Regions from separate parts of the Homo sapiens genome. Here region 1 is linked to region 2. A link is a loop called in an ENCODE intact Hi-C map of the cell type or tissue named here. Cell type or tissue: OCI-LY7. All regions are shown on one strand. Links, peaks and the distances in the headings refer to the core of each region. The heading gives the core; the rest is flanking DNA. Region 1 overlaps LOC101930496 (a long non-coding RNA gene). Region 2 overlaps TBCD (tubulin folding cofactor D).

Region 1 (2,904 bases), core at 296-2,795, 200 kb after region 2:
TCGGAGTCAACGTTTACCATATAGAATGCGGGCTTCTGGGCATAAGGACAGCCTAGAAATCTCTCTGTTATATAGACATTTTCCTTTTTAGAATTTGACCTTGATGTGCAAAGGAAATAAGTATACTATTGAGGTATTATTATTTGGTCCACAGTTTTGGAAGCCTCCCATGTGTGCACTGTGGTCGGGGTTGTGTGTATGACACACCCGCTTGGCCCCCAAAGAGCTTGCCGTCTGCTTCCTCATTACCGTACACCAAACAAAGGCCTTGGACATATTGCTGTACGTGTTCTATGTGCACATAAACTTGGAACTGAACACAACCAAACAGGTTGCTTACCTGCAGGACTGTCAGAAACTTTAATGAGCAAATGTTCATTGTGCATCTCCTTAGGCAACAGGGACCTTGGGCTGGGACAGGCTGTGGGGTCTTGGATACCTGGCATGATGGTTTAAAGTATATCTGCTACTTTGACAGCCCTCCTTCCAAAAGGTAGAGCCCGGTTCCTCTCCCCTGAACGCGGGCTGTGCCTCCGGACCTGCCTTTAGTGAGTAGGATATGGTGGGAGTGATGCTCTGAGACTCCCCAGGTGAGGTCAGAAAAGGATGGCTTCTGCCTGGTGCACTCTCTTGTCATTCACTTTGGGGGAGCAGCTGCCCTGTTGCAGGGCCTGTAAGCAGCCTGTGAGGCTCACCCTGTGGGGAACTGAAGCCTCCCCAGCCTTGAGAGGGGGCTACCGTCGACCTACCTCTCGACTGCAACCTCACAGCAGACCCCAAACAGGCTCAGCTGAGCAGCGCCAAACCCCTGAGCCAAAGACCTTGAGGATAATCAACGTTCACTGTTGTGGGAGTCACTAAGTGTTGTTCTGTGGCCGTAGCTAGCTCATGAACCTGGCATGGAGGTTGGGTTCCGTTCTGGTGGATGTGGGGAGGCCTGGGAGGTTACTGTGTGGGGAGGAGACGCAATGAACAGCCAGTGAAGCCTCAGAGATGCCCCTGCAGTAGCTAGAGTGTGAGGGGTGTAAGATAGTGGGAACGGAGGGGCTGGGAGAGCTCCCGGGGAAGAATTTCCCACATCCAGGACGTCTCTTCCTCACTCACGTGCCCAGGCCGTGCCGGGAGAGGTGCTTTGTGAAGCTTGGGTCCGGGAGAGCCGGGGCTCCAGGAGGGATTAGCTCTGCTCGTCTAAACTATTAACATGTCTGCCTGTGAGAAAGTGGTGCTTGCACCTAAGAACAAAGCGCCTTCCCCTGTGCTTGCATAGCGACCCCCCCCATTGCAGTATATTTGATATAAAAGCATGTTCTTTGTGTTTATGCTTAATCATTTTATTATTTTACTAAAGAATCCTGAAAAAGTTGTTGTTCTGTGCAGGTGTGGCCGCAAGACTGGCAGCAGAAAGGCACTTTTGTAAGAAGAGGGATGGGAGAAGCACAGAGGTGGACCTGGAAAAGTCAAAGGGAAGCTGTGGGTGGAAGCTCCGGATGGCTGACCCCGAGTTCCAGCTCAAAGAACAGAGATGGGTGGGGTGGGAAACACAGCGGAAAGAGCGGCCCGTGAACGAGGGTCCTCGGCAGCAGGACCGCCCTCCTCACGGACAGATGGCAAGTGCTGGGGAGGCGGGGGAGGAACCAGCCTGTCACCACCGGCGGGAACGTGGGCGGGCGCAGCCACTGCAAAACAGCCGGTCACTCCTCAGATAACAGGCGCGGACTTCCCACACGACCCAGCAATCCACGCCTAGATGTAGCCAAAGAGAAGCAGAAACACGTCCCCCGTAACACGTGTACCTGGTGTTATTCATAACAGCGAAAAAGTGGAAACAGCCCCAAGTTCATCAACAGACAAGAAAATGTGGTACATCTACCAGGCGCGGTGGCTCACGCTTTAATCCCAGCACTTTGGGAGGCCGAGGCAGGCGGATCACCTGAGGTCAGGAGATCGAGACCATCCTGGCCAACATGATGAAACCCCGTCTCTACTAAAAATACAAAAATTAGCTGAGTGTGGTGGCGGGCGCCTGTCATCCCAGGTACTCGGGAGGCTGAGGCAGGAGAATCGCTTGAACTCAGGAGGCGGAGGTTGCAGTGAGCCGAGATCGCGCCACTGCACTCCAGAATGGGCGACAGAGCGAGACTCTGCCTCAAAAAGAAAAAAAAAAGTGGTATATCTGTGCAGTGTGCTATTATGTGAAAATAAAAAGGAATGAAGCCCTGTCATATGACAACATGGATGAGCCGTGAAAAGATCATGCTCAGTGAAAGAAGCCACACACAGAAGGCCGCGTAGTGTATGATTCCATTTATACGAAGAGGTAAGAAGAGGCAAATCCAGAGACAGAAAGTGGACACTGGTTGCGTGGCCTGGGGAGGGGCTGGGGCGGGGCTTGGGAGGGGTTGGGGAGGGGCTGGGGAGGGGTTGGGGAGGGGTTGGAAGGGGCTGGGGAGGGGCTGGGGAGGGGCTGGGGAGGGGCTGGGGAGGGGTTGGGGAGGGGCTGGGGAGGGTTGGGGAGGGGCTGGGGAGGGGTTGGGGAGGGGTTGGGGAGGCGTTGGAAGGGGCTGGGGAGGGGCTGGGGGGTTGGGGAGGGATTGGGGGAGGGGCTCAGAGGGGCGGGGGAGGGGCCGCTAATGTATGGGGTTTCCTTTTTGTGTAATGAAAACATTCTAAAATTAGAGAGTCATACAACCTTGGGAATGTACAAAAGACCACCGGATTCTACACTTTAAATGGTTGATTTTTGTAGTACAGGCATTTTTTCCTCAATGAAGCTGTTTGAAAAAGAAAAAGGGAAAGAGAGGAAGAGAGAGAGGTGCCAGTTGGGGAGGAAAAGAGGAAGAGGAACCTTGTAGAGCAGAGTGCAGGTAGAACTGCAACTGAAAACAGGAACCTGCGGTGCAAACG
Region 2 (2,904 bases), core at 309-2,808:
GTTTCTCCCGCCTCAGCCTCCCGAGTAGCTGGGATTACAGGCATGCGCCACCGTGGCAGGCTAATTTTTGTATTTTTAGTGGAGATGGGGTTCCACCATGTGGGCCAGGCTGGTCTTGAACTCCTGACCTCAGGTGATCCACCCACCTCGGCCTCCCAAAGGTGCTGTTTTTTTTTTTTTCCCCACTTTGATTCTTAAAGGTTATTTTTGCTAAGAATGAAACTTTAGTTTGCATTTATTCATTCGTTTGTGTTTTGGCACTTTAAAGATAATAGTCTCTTGTCTTCTGGAGAGGTTAGCTGCCAGTCTACTTATTACTGTATTGGAGACAATCTTTTAAGTTTCGCTGGCTTCTTTTGAGATTTTTATCTTTATTTGGTTTTCAGCACTTTTACCGTGATATTCCTAGAACAAGTTCCCTTTGTGTTTATCTGACTTGGGGCTCTAGGGTTCATACTTGTTCCATAATCTGTATTTTCTGTCGATGTTTTGTTCACTTTAGAAAAATTCCTAGCCATGATCTCTTTGAACATTGCTCACTGGCCTCTCCTCTCCTTTTGGGACTCTTATTACCCACGTCTTGTCTGGATCACCGCACTTAATTCTTTACGCCTCCTTACACTCCCTCCTCTGGTTTTGTCTTATTCAGTTTGGACTTTTTTTTTTCTTTTCTTTTCTTTTTTTTTTTTTTGAGTTGGAGTCTTGCTCTGTCACCAGGCTGGAGTGCGGTGGCACAATCTCAGCTCACTGCAACCTCCGCCTCCCGGGATTAAGCGATTTTCCTGCTTCAGCCTCCTGAGTAGCTGGGACTACAGGCATGCGCCACCACACCCAGCTAATTTTTGTATTTTTTGTAGAGATGGGGTTTCACCACGTTGGCCAGGCTGGTCTCGATCTCTTGACCTTGTGATCTGCTCACCTTGGCCTCCCAAAGTGCTGGGATTACAGGAACATTTTCTTTGATTTAAATTTCATTGTCACAAATTCTTTCAGGTGTGCCTTATCTGCCGTTAAACGCATCCTTGAATTTTTTTATTTTTCAGAACTTATTTTTTATAGTTTTCATTTTTTTCACATCCTGGAACATATTAAGCATGGTTTAAAATCTTTGTTTAATGTCATCATCTGGAGCCTCTGTGGCTGTTTCTGAAGGACGGTATATCATACATGAAAAGCATCTCCACCAAGCTGCAGGAACAAGACATGACAGAAATGCTTTGAGGTCTGCAATGTTCTCCTCTCCCAGAGAGACTTGATGTTGGCTCTTGACGGGAGGCGGGTGCTTGCTGTCGGGGTCACCTCCATTGGGTTTTGGGACGTAGGAGGGGTCCGTGCTGGGCTGGCCCACGTTTTACACCTATTTCTAGGTGTGGTCCTCTGGGTTCAGAGCCTGTGGTGAGGGCTCTACCGCTTCTCCCTTTGGTCATCCTGGACTCCCGTTCTCCTGCTAGCTGGAGATGCTCCTGGATGCACTGTTGGGGGTTTCTGGTTCTTGTGGCGCCCCCTGGAGTCAGCCGTGAGCCGGGGAGAGTTGGCCCCCGCCGCTCTGTCCCTCTCAGGTCTTCGTGAGCTCTCTGGTAACTGCAGGCACTTCCTGTGTGTTTTCATTTTGTCTGGCTTTTAAAAATGTCTTAGTGGAGGGTTGGTCTGCGTTATCTAGTCTGTTAGTTTTTAAAAAATATTCTTCATTTCGAAATAATTATAGACTTACAGGAAGTTATGAGATTAGTAATAGAGCCTGGCTGTGCTTCCCATGCTTCCTCCGCGGTGACTCCGGGTATGACAGTGTTGGAGCCGGGACTGCGGTGTCGAGGCCCTGCCTCTAACTGGACTGCAGGCCTGTGCGGTTTCGTGGCTTCATGTGTGTGTGGAGTGGCCATGTGTGTCTAGTTTCGTGCAGATTGATGCCCTGTGTAGATTTCTGTAACTAACTCCACACTCAAATCAGAAACCTGCATCCTTCCCACAGAGACAGCCCCTGCCCTTTGCATTCTCACCCTGCCCCCCTGCCACCAGTCTGTCCCTTCTAGAATATGCCATGATCGACTCGTATGGTCGTGGCATTTCGAGGTGGGCATTTTCTGTGAGCGTGGTGCCGAGACCCCATCCAGCTGTCCATGTGTTCACAGTTTGTGCCTTCCTAGCCCACGGTTGGGTTTTACCAGAGTGTGTTCGACCAGCACTCAGTAGAGTACACTGGGGCTATTTCTATCTGTTGCTGTTGTGAACAAGGTTGCCAGGAATATTCCTGTGCGAGATGTGGGTACAAGCCTTTTCATGTCTACCACTGAGTCCCGTGTGCCGTTTCGTGAGAGGCTGAGGCACCGCTTCATTCCACCGCTGAGCCCCGCGTGCCGTTTCGTGAGAGGCTGAGGCACCGCTGAGCCGCGCGTGCCGTTTTTAACTTGATTATAAAATACATTTAAAGTTCACATGCAGGTGCATCTCCAAGAAAATTATTTTAAAAACTAGTTAAGACTTTCATTTCCCAGTCCTCAACACACATCAGAGCAGTACTCTGTTCAGAGCTGAAAGGATTCGCGCTGGGACAAAGGCGTGTCACTTGAGTGAGTGATGGTGTCACAGGTGCCCACGTGGAAGAAGGTAAAGTCGTATCTAAAACTAAATGTGAGAGTAACTAATAACTTACGCATAAAAACTACCATCATAAAAATCCTCGAAGAAATTTTAGGAGACGTTGTAGGACAGTGTCAGTCTCTGAAGAAAACTTCTTAGTTTAGAAATTTTCAAATCTGCGCAGAAGTAAAGAGAAGTAGTTTACGGGGGGGGCCCAGAGTCTCGCCCGGCGCTTCCTTTCTCCTCCCCTCCTCTGAGTTTAAAGAAGACCCTGAATGTCAGGTCCCAGCAGCCCCTCGCTGGGTTTTTCTAACTTGTGGTAAGAAC

The links. Peaks named below come from ENCODE experiments on the same cell type or tissue, not always from the same donor. Only the 100,000 strongest peaks of a DNase experiment are listed, where the experiment ranks them.
Region 1: it touches region 2 in a loop (2.7-fold over the local background); 1 of 110 quality-filtered maps calls a loop at or near these places.

What each region holds. Positions count from the first base shown.
Region 1 is chr17:83,117,552-83,120,455 of GRCh38, forward strand. It overlaps LOC101930496 (a long non-coding RNA gene), which reads left to right. Exons shown (of 3, transcript XR_007065980.1): 2 at 1,378-2,317; 3 at 2,752-2,904. Among named protein-coding and RNA genes, the nearest start is that of METRNL, 39 kb to the left of the region's middle. In OCI-LY7, for the core only: a CTCF peak has its summit at 1,549; DNase peaks (open chromatin) are centred at 1,260 and 1,650; H3K4me3 peaks cover 457 bases; H3K27ac peaks cover 1,633 bases.
Region 2 is chr17:82,916,348-82,919,251 of GRCh38, forward strand. All of the region lies in intron 23 of TBCD (tubulin folding cofactor D), which reads left to right. Among named protein-coding and RNA genes, the nearest start is that of ZNF750, 78 kb to the left of the region's middle. In OCI-LY7, for the core only: CTCF peaks have their summits at 1,505 (motif pointing left) and 1,721; DNase peaks (open chromatin) are centred at 1,194 and 1,534; H3K27ac peaks cover 256 bases.